2 separate regions of the Homo sapiens genome follow, and region 1 is linked to region 2. The links are chromatin loops, found by intact Hi-C in ENCODE. Cell type or tissue: CD4-positive, alpha-beta T cell. All regions are shown on one strand. Links, peaks and the distances in the headings refer to the core of each region. The heading gives the core; the rest is flanking DNA.

Evidence for each region. Hi-C counts contacts between places; a loop is a spot of excess contacts. Peaks named below come from ENCODE experiments on the same cell type or tissue, not always from the same donor. Only the 100,000 strongest peaks of a DNase experiment are listed, where the experiment ranks them.
Region 1: it touches region 2 in a loop (20-fold over the local background); 27 of 110 quality-filtered maps call a loop at or near these places.

The regions. Positions count from the first base shown.
Region 1 is chr15:73,893,985-73,900,271 of GRCh38, forward strand. It overlaps a transcript of TBC1D21 not described here. Among named protein-coding and RNA genes, the nearest start is that of TBC1D21, 24 kb to the left of the region's middle. In CD4-positive, alpha-beta T cell, for the core only: CTCF peaks have their summits at 3,579 (motif pointing right) and 3,785; a DNase peak (open chromatin) is centred at 3,587.
Region 2 is chr15:73,961,800-73,968,086 of GRCh38, forward strand. No RefSeq gene overlaps it. Among named protein-coding and RNA genes, the nearest start is that of STOML1, 27 kb to the right of the region's middle. RefSeq lists a silencer at 4,127-4,276. In CD4-positive, alpha-beta T cell, for the core only: CTCF peaks have their summits at 3,111 (motif pointing left) and 3,313; DNase peaks (open chromatin) are centred at 3,112, 3,952 and 4,182; H3K4me3 peaks cover 1,142 bases; H3K27ac peaks cover 535 bases.

The DNA of each region.
Region 1 (6,287 bases), core at 500-5,499, 68 kb before region 2:
ATCTAACAGAATCAGAATTCTGATTCTGATTTCACCCTCATGACTGAATTCAAACTCAGAAACAGGTGCAGTCATTACCCTCTCATTACCAGCGAGGAACCTGAGGCACTGGGTTACACAGCTAGTGATTTGCCAAGTCCGGATGTGAATGCTGATGGGCGAACCCCAGGGCCCCACTGTTATGCCATGGTATTGGCTCTTGGGCAGCTTCCGTTTTCACCTCTTTCCCTGCCCACAGCCTCACTTGGCGTCTGCCATCCTCCCGCAGCCCACACTGAGTCTCCTGTCTGGTCCTCTGCAGAGCAGGCCCTCATCTCACAGGCCACCCCACCCTTGGCAGCTGAAGCCCCACCGATGGGCCGAGATGGTCCAGGGCTGGATGACAGGGGTGGTGTGTGCAGGAAGCTCTGTCCTACTTCCCTCGTCCCTCTCTATGCCTTCGATTACCCCAGTAAGTGTGGGAGGGCCCAGATGCAGCCATGTTTACTGCATCTTGTTTTGAAACAAAGCTCTGAACATTCCTTGTGCATTCCTTCTCCAGGATGGGGAGTGGGCTGGGGGTCTGGGGTTGCAGGAAGTCAGTCTGCAGGGGTGAGTGTGGGGACCCAAGATGGGGCTGGCAGGTCCCGCATGGAAGCAGCAGCAGCAAAGCCTGGGCAGCTGGGGTGGGCCAAGTGTTGTGAGGGGAGAGGCGCGCAGCTCTGGGAGACAGGGTGGAGGAGGGCTGTGCAGGAGTAGCCTCTCTTTCCTATCCCTGCCCCTGCCGACCTTTCTCTGGACCAGCCCCCATGGCAGAGACCCCCTGGATGGAACAAGACCAAGGCAGAGAGGAGGGAATTTCCAGTTGGTGCCAAGTGCCATCAGCCACACTGCTCAAGAGGGAAAAGGACTTATTTCTGGGACCTCAAACAAAAGCACTAGCTCCACTGTCCTGCCAGACCCTGGTGCTCGCTGAGCTTGTAGTGGGGAAGAGATTCACAACCAGAAATGAAGGAGGCTGGTGGCAGGCACGGGAGGGCGGAGTCACAAGCAATAGCATTTAGTCTGGGTGCACATTAGAATCACCAAGGGAGCTTTTTAAAAATAACCAATTCCCAGGGCCCACCAATTAAACCAGCATATCTAGGGGTGGGGCCAGGGCACTGGTCTTTTTCAAAAGCTCCCAGGTGGTTCTAAAGTACGGTCAGGAATGAGAACACCTGAGTTCAGAACAGGAGTTTAATGAAGGGGGATTAGTGATCAGCTGGTTTGACTCCTTCCTTCCACTTAGAGGGAGTTCAAGGAAGTCCTCACAGTGAGTGATTACGGACCAGAGAGGACAGGAGTGACTGTGCAGGGCACTGTCCAGGAGCAGAGCTTGTCTCCGCAGTCGATCTCCTGTTACTCTCCTTCCTGGACCACACCAATGGCTGCCCTCTTTCCAGGAGCTCTGGAATAGACCTCCCTACCCTCCCATCTTAGAGCCCTTCAGCTGACTGACTCTAGAATTAAGCATTCCAAGTTCTATTCTGAGCCGGCACATAAAAGAATTTCTTTAGGGAGTTAGTAAGAGCCAAAGTCTCAAAAGTCTGACCCTCACCTGCAGTGATATGCAAATTGTACCCGAACACCGGTAGTGCAGCATTCAGAGGCTGGGAGCAAATAGGATGCAAATGTATGCAATCATTATGCAAACAAGGGCAGCCCAGATTAATGGCCTCAATCTTTCAACTAGACAGCAGCTGTCTCTTTACGTACGGGCATGGCTGACATAGAGGACTGAATTGTCTCCTGTCAGAAGCATCCTGAGGAAGGGTCAGCTCTCAGGTCAAGAGGAGGGATTGTTCGGACACCTGGCTTGCCGATGCTCTGCTCTGAGAAATCTGCGCAAAGATGTCTGTCAGCCAGGCAGGATATTCTTCTCTGCCCGGGCTCCTCACTCAAGTCCCAGGAACAATGCTAGGCACTGAACTTTGTGGGGAGAGTAGTGGTGATAGGGATGATGGAGGTGGTGGAGGTCATGGGAGAGGTAATGGTGGAAGTGATAGAGTTGGAAATAGTTGAGAAGACGGCAGAGGTGGAGGTGAGGGTGATGAAGTTCCTGGTAATGATAGTGACATGAACAACAGAGATAATGGCGACAACAGAGGTGAAAATGGGCTTGGAGGAGATGAGAGCCATGGCGGTAGTGAGGACAAATATAATGGAGGTACTGGTAGTGGCAGCAGTGGTGACAGCGATAGTGGAGGTGATACTGGATGTGATTCTGCAGATGAAGTGGAGATGACAGAGGTCATGTTAGTGGCAGTCATAGTGGAGAGGATGGCAATGCCGAGGTGAGGGGTGGAAGTCATGGCGAGGAGGAAAATAGTGACGCTGCCATCACAAAGGATAGAAATGATGACAATGGCAGGTCGTGGTGGTAATGGTGAAGATCAAGGTGGCGGCTCAAGTGCTAGAGGCCATGGTAGAGTGGTGGGGGCAATGAAGGTCATTGTAGTGACCAGTATGAGATGAGGGTAACGGAGCAGTGGCGGAGAAGATGAAGATGATGGTGGGGGGAGTTGGTGACAATGAGTTCTCAAAACTCCTAGCTCAATAGGAAAGGGGGCTAGAGAACGTGGCGGAACAAAGGCACAAGGAGGGGCGGTAAACTTGAATAAGAGATACAAGGTCTGTTGTGTTGGGGAGAGGAAGCGTGAGGCCCCCAACCACAGGCCTAAAGAAGGCTCAGAGGCAACACCAGACTTCTCTCTCCTTGGCAGACTCGGTATGCACTCCAGTTTAACTCAGTAAGTGGGGTAGGCCTGAAGTCTGCCAGTGATCAGTGGGATGGCCTGAGATTGGGGAAATCCCAGCCCCCATTAGTCCTCAGTTTCCCCCTCTGAAATGGAGGACAACATGAAGTCCCAGTGCATGCCCCATGGCTGACTAGTGGTGCATGTGTAGTGGAATGGGGCTGCCATATGTGTGTGGGGTAGGGGTGATGTCAAGATGTCAAGAAATAGCCCATGATAACTGGGCTGGGGAGATATTGACAAACGTCTTCTCAGGGCAACTCAAAGCAATGGCCTCTTGTCACTTCCATCCCATGGCTTGGATCCTCTCCATTTCTCCATCATCCCCACCTCATCTTGGTCGCCGCACTGAAGGTCACCAGAGCTGTTTCCCTGAATGTCCTCACACCTCTCTTTCCCTCCTAGAAGGCCAGACCCTAAGTGGGCTGCAGTGTGAATTGGTTAGTCCTTGGACTCTGGAATCGGGCCCCAGGTAATAGTTGTGTGACCGTGGACAATATACTTAACCTCTTTGAGCCTCTGTTTTCTCACCTAGAAATTAGAAATAACAATACCTGCCTTACAGGTTGTAATATGGCTATGTCTATGATGCATTTAGCCCAGCAAACTTCGACTCAAAGAAATGGTAGCTGTTGGAAAGCCACAGAAGTAGTCAGGTTCAGAATTAACAGTTACTCTGTAACCCAAGAAGCTGTAGCCACAGGAGAGAGGACCTCTGCAGGATCTGTGGCTTCCCACAGCCACAAGGTGCAGCCTCCAGGGTGAGCCACCTCCTCTTTCCTGTGGAGCCTGCACTTGCGTGTGCCAGCCTACAGAGGGCGCTCCTCCTCCTCCACAAGCCCAGGACTCCATGGGGAGGCCTGGCTGCCCCAGGGACCAGGCACCCTGCCCAGGTTGCAAGAGTCCTGGGCAATCCCTGTGCTCTGGGGCAGAGGTGTTGCCGAGAGGGAGGAAGCCTAACTGGCTGGCCCAGAGCTGCTTTGGGTCTGAAAGGGGGACAGGGAGAACTCTGTTGTTCATGGCTCTCAGAGGCCCTACGCCTTGTACTCTAGCTGCAAATTTGATGGGGAAGGAGCCTGGGACCAGGGGAGCCTCGGGTTTCCCCGGAAGCATTTCCCAGCAGCCCTAGGACCCTGTGAGCAGGTGCAGTGGGACCCACGCGCCGCCTCTACTCCTCCTTTCCTGGCTGGGAATCCTTCCTGCCCCCCAGCACACACACACATTCTCAGTGTAGTTCCGTGTGATTCACTGTGAGTGGTCATCATCATGGCCCGCATCATGGCCTGAGGAGAGCAGGGACCTCAGCTGAGTCATCTCCCCGAATGGTAATGAGGGCAGTCTGGAGAGGATCTGTCCTTCAGCCTCCTCCCTGGGTTCTCGGTCTCCAACCCCTCACCATGCGCAGGCTCACCCAGGGAGCTGCTGCTTCACCAGCAGGGAACTGCTCTGCCTCACCAGGCCCGTGTGGCACAGGGTGCAGCTGTGCAAGCCATGCCCTCTGGCCACAGGGCAGGTCATTAGGCCAGCACTCATCCCCTGCCACGGTCAGGGCTGTGTGGGGCTGGAATCAGAGGCCTCCTCCGTTTCCTCAACCTGATTCCTAAACATTACCTGTTTCACTGTGAAAAACCATCCACGGACCTCTCCTGTGGTTTTCTACGCCCAAGACCAGCAGTGTTCAGTAGAAACAGAATGTGAGTGAACCACAATGTATTTTAAAATTTTAATAGCCACATTTAAGAAGAAAAAGAAAACAGGTGAAAAAAATGTGTTTAGCCCAATATATTCATAATATATTCATAATATATTGTTTCAATGTGGGCTGGGCACGGTGGCTCATGTCTGTAATCCCAGCACTTTGGGAGGCTGAGGTGGGCGGATCACTTGAGGTCAGGTGTTCAAGACCAGCCTGGCCAACATGATGAAACCCTGTCTGTACTAAAAACACAAAAATTAGCCAGGCGTGGTGGCATGTGCCTGTAATTCCAGCCAGTTGGGAGGCTGAGGCAGGAGAATCACTTGAACCCGGGAGGTGGAGGTTGCAGTGAGCCAAGATTGCACCACTGCCCTCCAGCCTGGGTGACAGAGTGAGACTCCATCTCAAAAAAAAAAAAAAAAAATATATATATATATATATATATACACACACACTCATATATATACACACATATATATAGTTTCAATATGGACCCAATATAAAATAATTAATAAAAATTTTACCTTTTTTGGCACAATGTCTTCAAAATCTGGCATATATTTTACACCTTTAACACATTGTAATTGGGAACAGCAGCATTTCAAATGCTCAGAAGCGCGTGTGGCTAGCAGCTCCCATATTAGACTTCACTAGCAATTGTTAGCTCCTGGTACCATCTTTACAGGCAGGTGAGTCTCCTAGGAGCCTGAAGTAGCCGTGGCCGAGAGGTCTGATGAGCTTCAGTTTCTCTACCTGAGAGCCCAGCCCTTGAGAACCTCCTGGGAAGCGGGTGAGCCTTGCTCCATGGCCCCTGGCTCACAGCTGGATGCACCCTCAATTCCTGACCTGAGGGCTCCCGCTCACAGGAAGCTGCCATCTGGTGCAGTCCCTCTAGAGGACAGAAGAAGGTTCAGGAGGCGCCCTCCTCAAATCCAGTCCTCCGGGTCATTCAAGGCCCCAGGCTGCACTCCCAGAGCTCCTTGCCCTGGGCCATGCTCCCACTTGATGCCAGGGCTGTGCTTCCGCTCTGTGTGAGGGGAACCTGAAAGGAAAGTTAACATTTAGATAGTGGAAAGGAGAGAGTAAGGAAGGAGATCCAGGAAGGCAACAGTCTGGCCAAGGGTCTGGAGGTGGGAGGTGGCGGGACAGGAGATGACAGGGAGCCCAGGCGGAATCAGAGGAGAGAAAAGAGGAACAGCCGTCGCCCTTGGAGAGGGGTGTGTGTATGAACGCTAAATGCCGAGCCTGGACAGAATGGAGCCATAGAAGTCTCTGAGCCAGGGAAGGAATTCAGTGAGATCAGGATTTGAGGCACATTAGTCTGGGGGCTGTACAGAAAGGACTGGGAAGGGAAAGATGAATGGGAAAGTAAGTGGGGTAATTAAAAACATAGGCAGGAACGCAGAGCACTTGGACCTTCTGTGGTTGGCCCCAGGGAGCTCAGCCTGGGATGCGGGCCTCTGTGCCAGAAGTCTGCACAGGGGACTGGGCCAAGGGCTTTGAGGTGGGCAGCCCAGGAGTCCTGGGGCCCCGCCCCCTCTGCCTGTCTCCAGGAGAAACTGGACAGCTCCCACAGAGGGACTTGCAGAATCAGTGGTTTCTGGCGATGTGACTGTGAGTTGGGTGTGGGTTTGCTTCTCCCTCCTATACATCCATCACCACCCGTTCTCTGCCCTGAATGCCAGGGTCTGAGGGCTGAGCTGCCAGCCCTGGGCTCCTGCAAAGCCAACATATAATTCCGGGCCACTGAGAACCCAGGCAAGACTTTTGTGAGAATGAAACAAGACAGGCCCCTCTGCGCAGACACAGCCTCT
Region 2 (6,287 bases), core at 717-5,716:
CACTCCAACTTGGGTGACAGAGGGAGATCTTGTCTGAAAACAAAAAACAAAAACAAAGTGGCTACATGCTCACCAGACACATTATATCCTCTTTTTTTTTTTTTTTTTTTTTTTTTTTTTTTTTTTTTTTTTTTGAGACGGAGTCTCACTCTGTTGCCAGGCTTGAGTACAGTGGTGCAATCTCGGCTCAGTGCAACTTCTGCCCCCTGGGTTCAAGCGATTCTCCTGCCTCAGCTTCCCAAGTAGCTAGGACTACAGACACGTGCCACCACACCTGGCTAGTTTTTGTATTTTTAGTAGAGACAGGGTTTCACCATGTTGGCCAGGATGGTCTCAATCTCTTGACCTCGTGATCCGCCTGCCTCAATCTCCCAAAATGCTGGGATTACAGGCATGAGCCACTGTGCCTGGCCTGTATCCTCTTTTTAAAAGCCATTCTAGTAGGTATCCTGTGGCAGTCATCTTTCCATATTCCTGGGGACTGATTCCAGGACTCCTGAAAATAGGAAACCCCGGGCATGCTCAAGTCCCTGATATAAAATAGTGCAGCGTTTGCATATAACCCAGGCACATAACCCGCTCTACTTTAATTTATCTCTAGATTACTTATGATCCCTAATATAATTTAAATGCTATGTAAATCGTTGTTATGCTGTATTGTTTTTATTTGTATTGTTTTTATTGTTGTATTGTTATTTTTTTCAATATTTTTTATCTGTGTGTTCACTGTGCAGTTGGTTGAATCCGTGGATGTGGAACCCGTAGATACCGAGGGCTGACTGTATTTCATTCTGGTTTAAATTTTCATTTCCCTAGTGACTAACAATGTTGAGCATGTGTTCATGTGGTTGTTTGCCAGGATATCTCTTCTTTGATGAAATTTCTGTTCAGATCCTTTGCCCATTTTTAATTGGCTTGTTTGTCTCATTATTGAGTTGGAAGAATTCTTTATCTATTCTGGATACAAGTTATTCATCAGTGATATGTTTTGCAAATATTTTTTCCCAATCTGTCGTTTGTCTTCTCATTTTTTACTAGTACCTTCTAAAGAGCGGAAGTTTTTAATTTTGATAAGAGCCAATTTATCGGTTTTTTTTCCTTTTATGGGCTGTGTTTTTTGTCCTATCTAAATCTTAACTTAAACAATGTCACAAAGATTTTCTGTAAGCACTGCAATAAATGGTATCCCATGAGTTTTTAGGACTAAGTTCTAATTTTTGATTTTGCCCAAATTTCTATCTAAGGGATCTAGGGAGTCATGCCCTACAAATCCTAAATTCTCATCAGATGGGTTTTATTTATATATTGTGACTTACTTTTCAATCTGACTCTGGTATAACATTACGAGACAAGGAAAAAATATTTAACCCCAAAATATATTTCCCTGCCATAGCTTGAAATTGCCCTGCAAGTCTCTTGTGGGAAAAATCCACATTCTATAGAGAATCCCCTTGCCCCTTTGTTTTCCTTCCTTCCTTTCCAGATCCAGGAGATAATCAACTAAGAGCCAGGCACTCTTTTAGGTCTAATAAGAAACATTTTACAACCTGCTCTCTCTCTCCTCTCTGTCTGAAGTCTGCTATCTGAGAGATTCCTCTGCACAATAAAACTTGGTTTCCACAATCCTTTATTTTAACCTGAACATTTCCTTTCTATTGATCCCAGATCTTCAGACAAACTCAACCAATTGTCAACCAGAAAATGTTTAAATTTACCTATAGCCTGGAAGTCCCCACTTTGAGTTGTCCCTCCTTTCTGAACCAAACCAATGTATTTCTTAAATGTATTTGACTGATGTCTCATGCTTCCTAAAATATATAAAACTAAGCTGCACCCCGACCATCTTGGGCACATGTTCACATGTTCTCAGGAGCTTCGGAGGGCTGTGTCACGGGCCATGGTCACTCATATTTGGCTTAGAATAAATCTCCTAAAATATTTTACAGAGTTCGACTCTTTTCATCGACAGTGTTGATATGTTGTATTTTTATTTCCATTAGAATATTTCTAATTATCCTCATGGTTTCTTCTTTGAACCATAAGTTATCTAAAAGTGTGTTGTTTGATTTCCAAACATTTGGGGACTTTCCAGATATCTTTCTGTTACTGATTTATAGTTTAATTTCATTATGGTGAGAAAACATACTTTGTATGATTTCAATTATTTTTAATTTGTTAAGATTTGCTTTATGGCCCAGAATATGGTCTATCTTGCTAAAGTTCCATGGGCACTCAAAAAGAATGTGTATTCTGCTGTTGTTGTGCGAAATGTCCTATAAATGTCAATCAGATTGTTGGTTATTAGTGTTATTCAAGTTACCCATACCCAGCCTGATTTTCTGTGTACTCGCTCTACCAAATATTGAGAGAAGAGTGGATGTGTCTATTTCTCCTTTCAGCTCTAACGGTCTCGATTGCATGTACCCTGACTGTGTTCTCCAGTGCACATGCATGGACAGTTATGATGTCCTCTTGATGAATCAACCCCTTTATATACAGTCCTTCTTTATTCCTGGAAATATTCTCTGTTTCTGCTTCATCTGACATTAATATAGACACTTGAGCTTTCTTTGGATTAGTGTTTGCATGGCATGCCTTTTTTCCATTCCTTTGGTTTTAGGCTATCTAGGTCTTTATTATTATTTTTTATTTCTTTTGAGACAGAGTCTCGCTCTGTTGCCCAGGCTGAAGTGCAATGGCGTGATCTCAGCTCACTGCAACCTCCACCTCCCGAGTTCAAGCGATTCTCGTGCCTCGGCCTCCCAAGTGGTTGGGATTACAGGCATGTGCCACCACATCCGACTAATTTTTGTATTTTTAGTAGAGATGGGGTTTCACCATGTTGGCCAGGCTGGTCTCGAACTCCTGACCTCAGGAGATCAGCCCGCCTAGGCCTCCCAAAGTGCTGGGATTACAGGTGTGAGCCACCGCCCCAGCCCTAGGTTTTTATATTTAAAGTGTGTTTCTCACAGACAGCCTGAGGGTCCCGGAAATTTTCTGGAAGTTGCGGCTCCACCCTCAGCTCTCAGCAACCCCTGCTCGCCTGCACTACCTAGGGGATGCGTGGTCTTGCCCTCCTCCTGGTGGTAAATGTCTCTGTGTGCTCTTGCCCGCCCCCTGGTGGTAAATGCCGTTGCTGCTACTCTTGGTTGGGCTAGTAGTGGAGGCAGTTTGTGGACGTGTGTTAAAGGGTTTCCGGACGGTGGGATGTTGCTCCATTCTCCTGGCCCAGCCTCCGCAGAGCCTGTGTACTAGGGTCTCAGAAGGTGGAGTCTTCGAAGTGCTCCTGTCCCTCCTGTCGTGCCTTCTATCTCCTGTGGGTTTAACACAGGAGAGTGCGTCCTGCGCCTCCCACAGGGGCAAGTGGTGTTTACTTTGATCCTGCCCCAGAAGCAGTGGATCTTCGTTTCTGCCTCTCCCGCAGCAGCCCTGGGGCCAGAGAGTGCAGCCTCCCACGTGGTTTTGCCCAGAGAGAATCGTCCTGGGGAAGCAGGTGGGGGTCGCTGCACAGCAGTCAATCACCGCTTGAGTGCTTGTGCCACCAGCAAGGGGGAGGGGTCTCTCCCGGCTCCCCCTCTGCCTCCAGTCTTTTTCCTGCAGTGAAGGCCTGTGCAAAAAGCTCAGAAGGCAGGGCAGACTCCCTCCTGCCCACCACATGCTCTGCCCAAGACAGTTGGTCTTGCCTTTCCTTGGAGGGGCTTGTCACTCTTTGGAATTCAGTTCTCTTGGTTGCCTGCCACCTCAGCTATCTGACTGGTTTAAGAAATTATGGTTTTGCAAATTATCTGGTGTTTTGTTATTGTTAGAGTCGGGGGGCGGGGTGGTTCATTCCTGTACTCCCAGCACTTTCGGGGGTGAGGTGGGTGGACCCTTTGAGCCCTGGAGTTCAAGACCAGCCAGCCTGAGCAACATGGGGAAACCCTGTCTCTACAAAAAAAAAAAAAAAAAAAAAAAAAAAATTAGCCAGACATGGCGACAGGAGCCTGTAGTCCCAGCTACTCAGGAGGCTGAGGTGGGATGATCACTGGAGCCCCCCCAGAAAAGAATGGGAATGATGTTCCCTTGTGGTTTTTCTATATCCTAAGAGGAAATAAAACACTCTTCTCTTTCACTTTTAACATATGCAAATGAGTGACTCTAAATGCCTTCTAGGGCAATGTCTCATGGCTTACAGTGCCTCGTGGTTTTTCTCATTTCTTTCATGATTGCAGCTGTATTTGCTACCACTTGTGCAGCTGACATTTACCAAGCCCTTACTGTGTTCCAGCATGCTTTCATTTAGAACCATCCCTGACTCCTCTTTTCTCTCAAACCCACGTTCAATTTGTCAGATAATCCTGTTGGCCCCATGTTCAAAATATAACCAGTTCCTTTCAAAAATAAAAATGGACTTATCATAAAACCCGGCAATTGCACTGTCATGCATTTTTCCCAGAGAAATGAAAACTTATTTTCATGGTGGAACTTGTACACAAATGTTCATAGAAGCTTTATTTATAATAGCCCTAAACCAGAAAATACTCACAAACTATGGTATATTCATACCACAGGATACTATTCTGCTGTAGAAGGAATGAACTATTGGTACAAGCAACAACTTGGATGAACTTTTGCTGAGTGAAAAAGCCAGCCTCAAAAGGATACATCACTGCATGATTCTATTTACACGGCAAATAATATAATTAGAGAGGGAATAGACTAGTGGTTGTCAGGAGTTAGGAATGTGTATTAGTCCGTTCTCCTCTTTCTATAAAGAAATACCTGAGACTGGGTAATTTATAAAGACAAAAGGTTTAATTGGCTCATGGTTCTGCAGTCTGTACAGGAAGCGTGGTGGCTTCAGCTTCTGGGGAGGCCTCAGGGAACTTACAACCATGGGGAGGGCAAAGGAGGAGGCAGGCACCACTTACATGGCCAGAGCAGGAGGAAAAGAGATGGGAGGTGCTACACACTTTTGAACAACTAGATCTCATGGTGCTAATCCATTCATGAGAACTCCACCCGGTTTGGTGGGGACCCAGATCAGTACCATATCAGAAGGGAGGGGAGGGTGTGGCTGTAAAGGGGTTACACGAGAGGCTTTGTGGTGATGGTACAGTTGAGCACCTCGGTCATTCTGGTGGCTACTCCAGGCTACACATAGGGCAAATTTACATAGAGCTACTTTGTGGTTGGCTGGGTGCGACGGCTCACATCTGTAATTCCAGCACTTTGGGAGGCTGAGGTGGGGGGATGACGAGGTCAGGAGGTCGAGACCAACCTGGCCAACACGGTGAAACCCCGTCTCTACTAAAAATACAAAAATTAGCCGGGTGTGGCAGTGTGTGCCTGTAATCCCAGCTACTCAGGAGGCTGAGGCAGAAGAATTGCTTTAACCCGGGAGGAGGAGGTTGCAGTGAGCCAAGATTGTGCCACTGCACTTCAGCCTGAAAACAGAGTGAGACTCTGTCTCAAAAAAAAAAAAAAAAAAAAGCTTTTTTGTGGTCTTTGTGCTGATACCAAATAAGTGGTATCATTTCCAACACCAATCGATTTTCTGCTTCTGTGATACCAATTGGGTGTTCAATAATTCAATTCTATTCTGATACTAACCTGGAGTTAGTGTCAGACTCCACAGGCTGAAGGGCTCAGTCCCATAAGACTACCCCCATTTCTCCCAGGCGCAGTGGCTCACACCTGTAATCCCAGCACTTTGGGAGGCTGAGGCGGGCGGATCACCTGAGGTCAGGAGTTCGAGACCAGCCTGGCCAACATGGTGAAACCCTGTCTCTACTAAAAATACAAAAATTAGCCAGGCCTGGTGGCGGGCACCTGTAATCCCAGCTACTCGGGAGGCTGAGGCAGAAGAATTGCTTGAACCCAGGAGGTGGAGGTTGCAGTGAGCTGAGGTCACGCCATTGCACTCCAGCCTGGGCAACAAGAGTGAAACTCCATCTCAAAAAAAAAAAAAATGGCTGGGTGTGGTGGCTCATGCCTGTAATCCCAGAACTTTGGGAAGCCGAGGCAGGCGGATCACCTGAGGTCAGGAGTTCGAGTCCAGCCTGGCCAACATGGTGAAACCTCATCTCTACTAAAAGTACAAAAATTAGCCAGGAGTGGTGGCGAGTGCCTGTAATCCCAGCTACTTGGGGGGCTGAGACAGGATAATTGCTTGAACCCAGAGGCGGAGGTTGTGTGAGCCGAGATCGTGCCACTGCACTCCAGCCTGGGTGACAGAGTGAGACTCGATGTCTCCAAAAAAACAAAACAAAACAAAACAAAACTACCCCCATTTCACATGCCAGTCA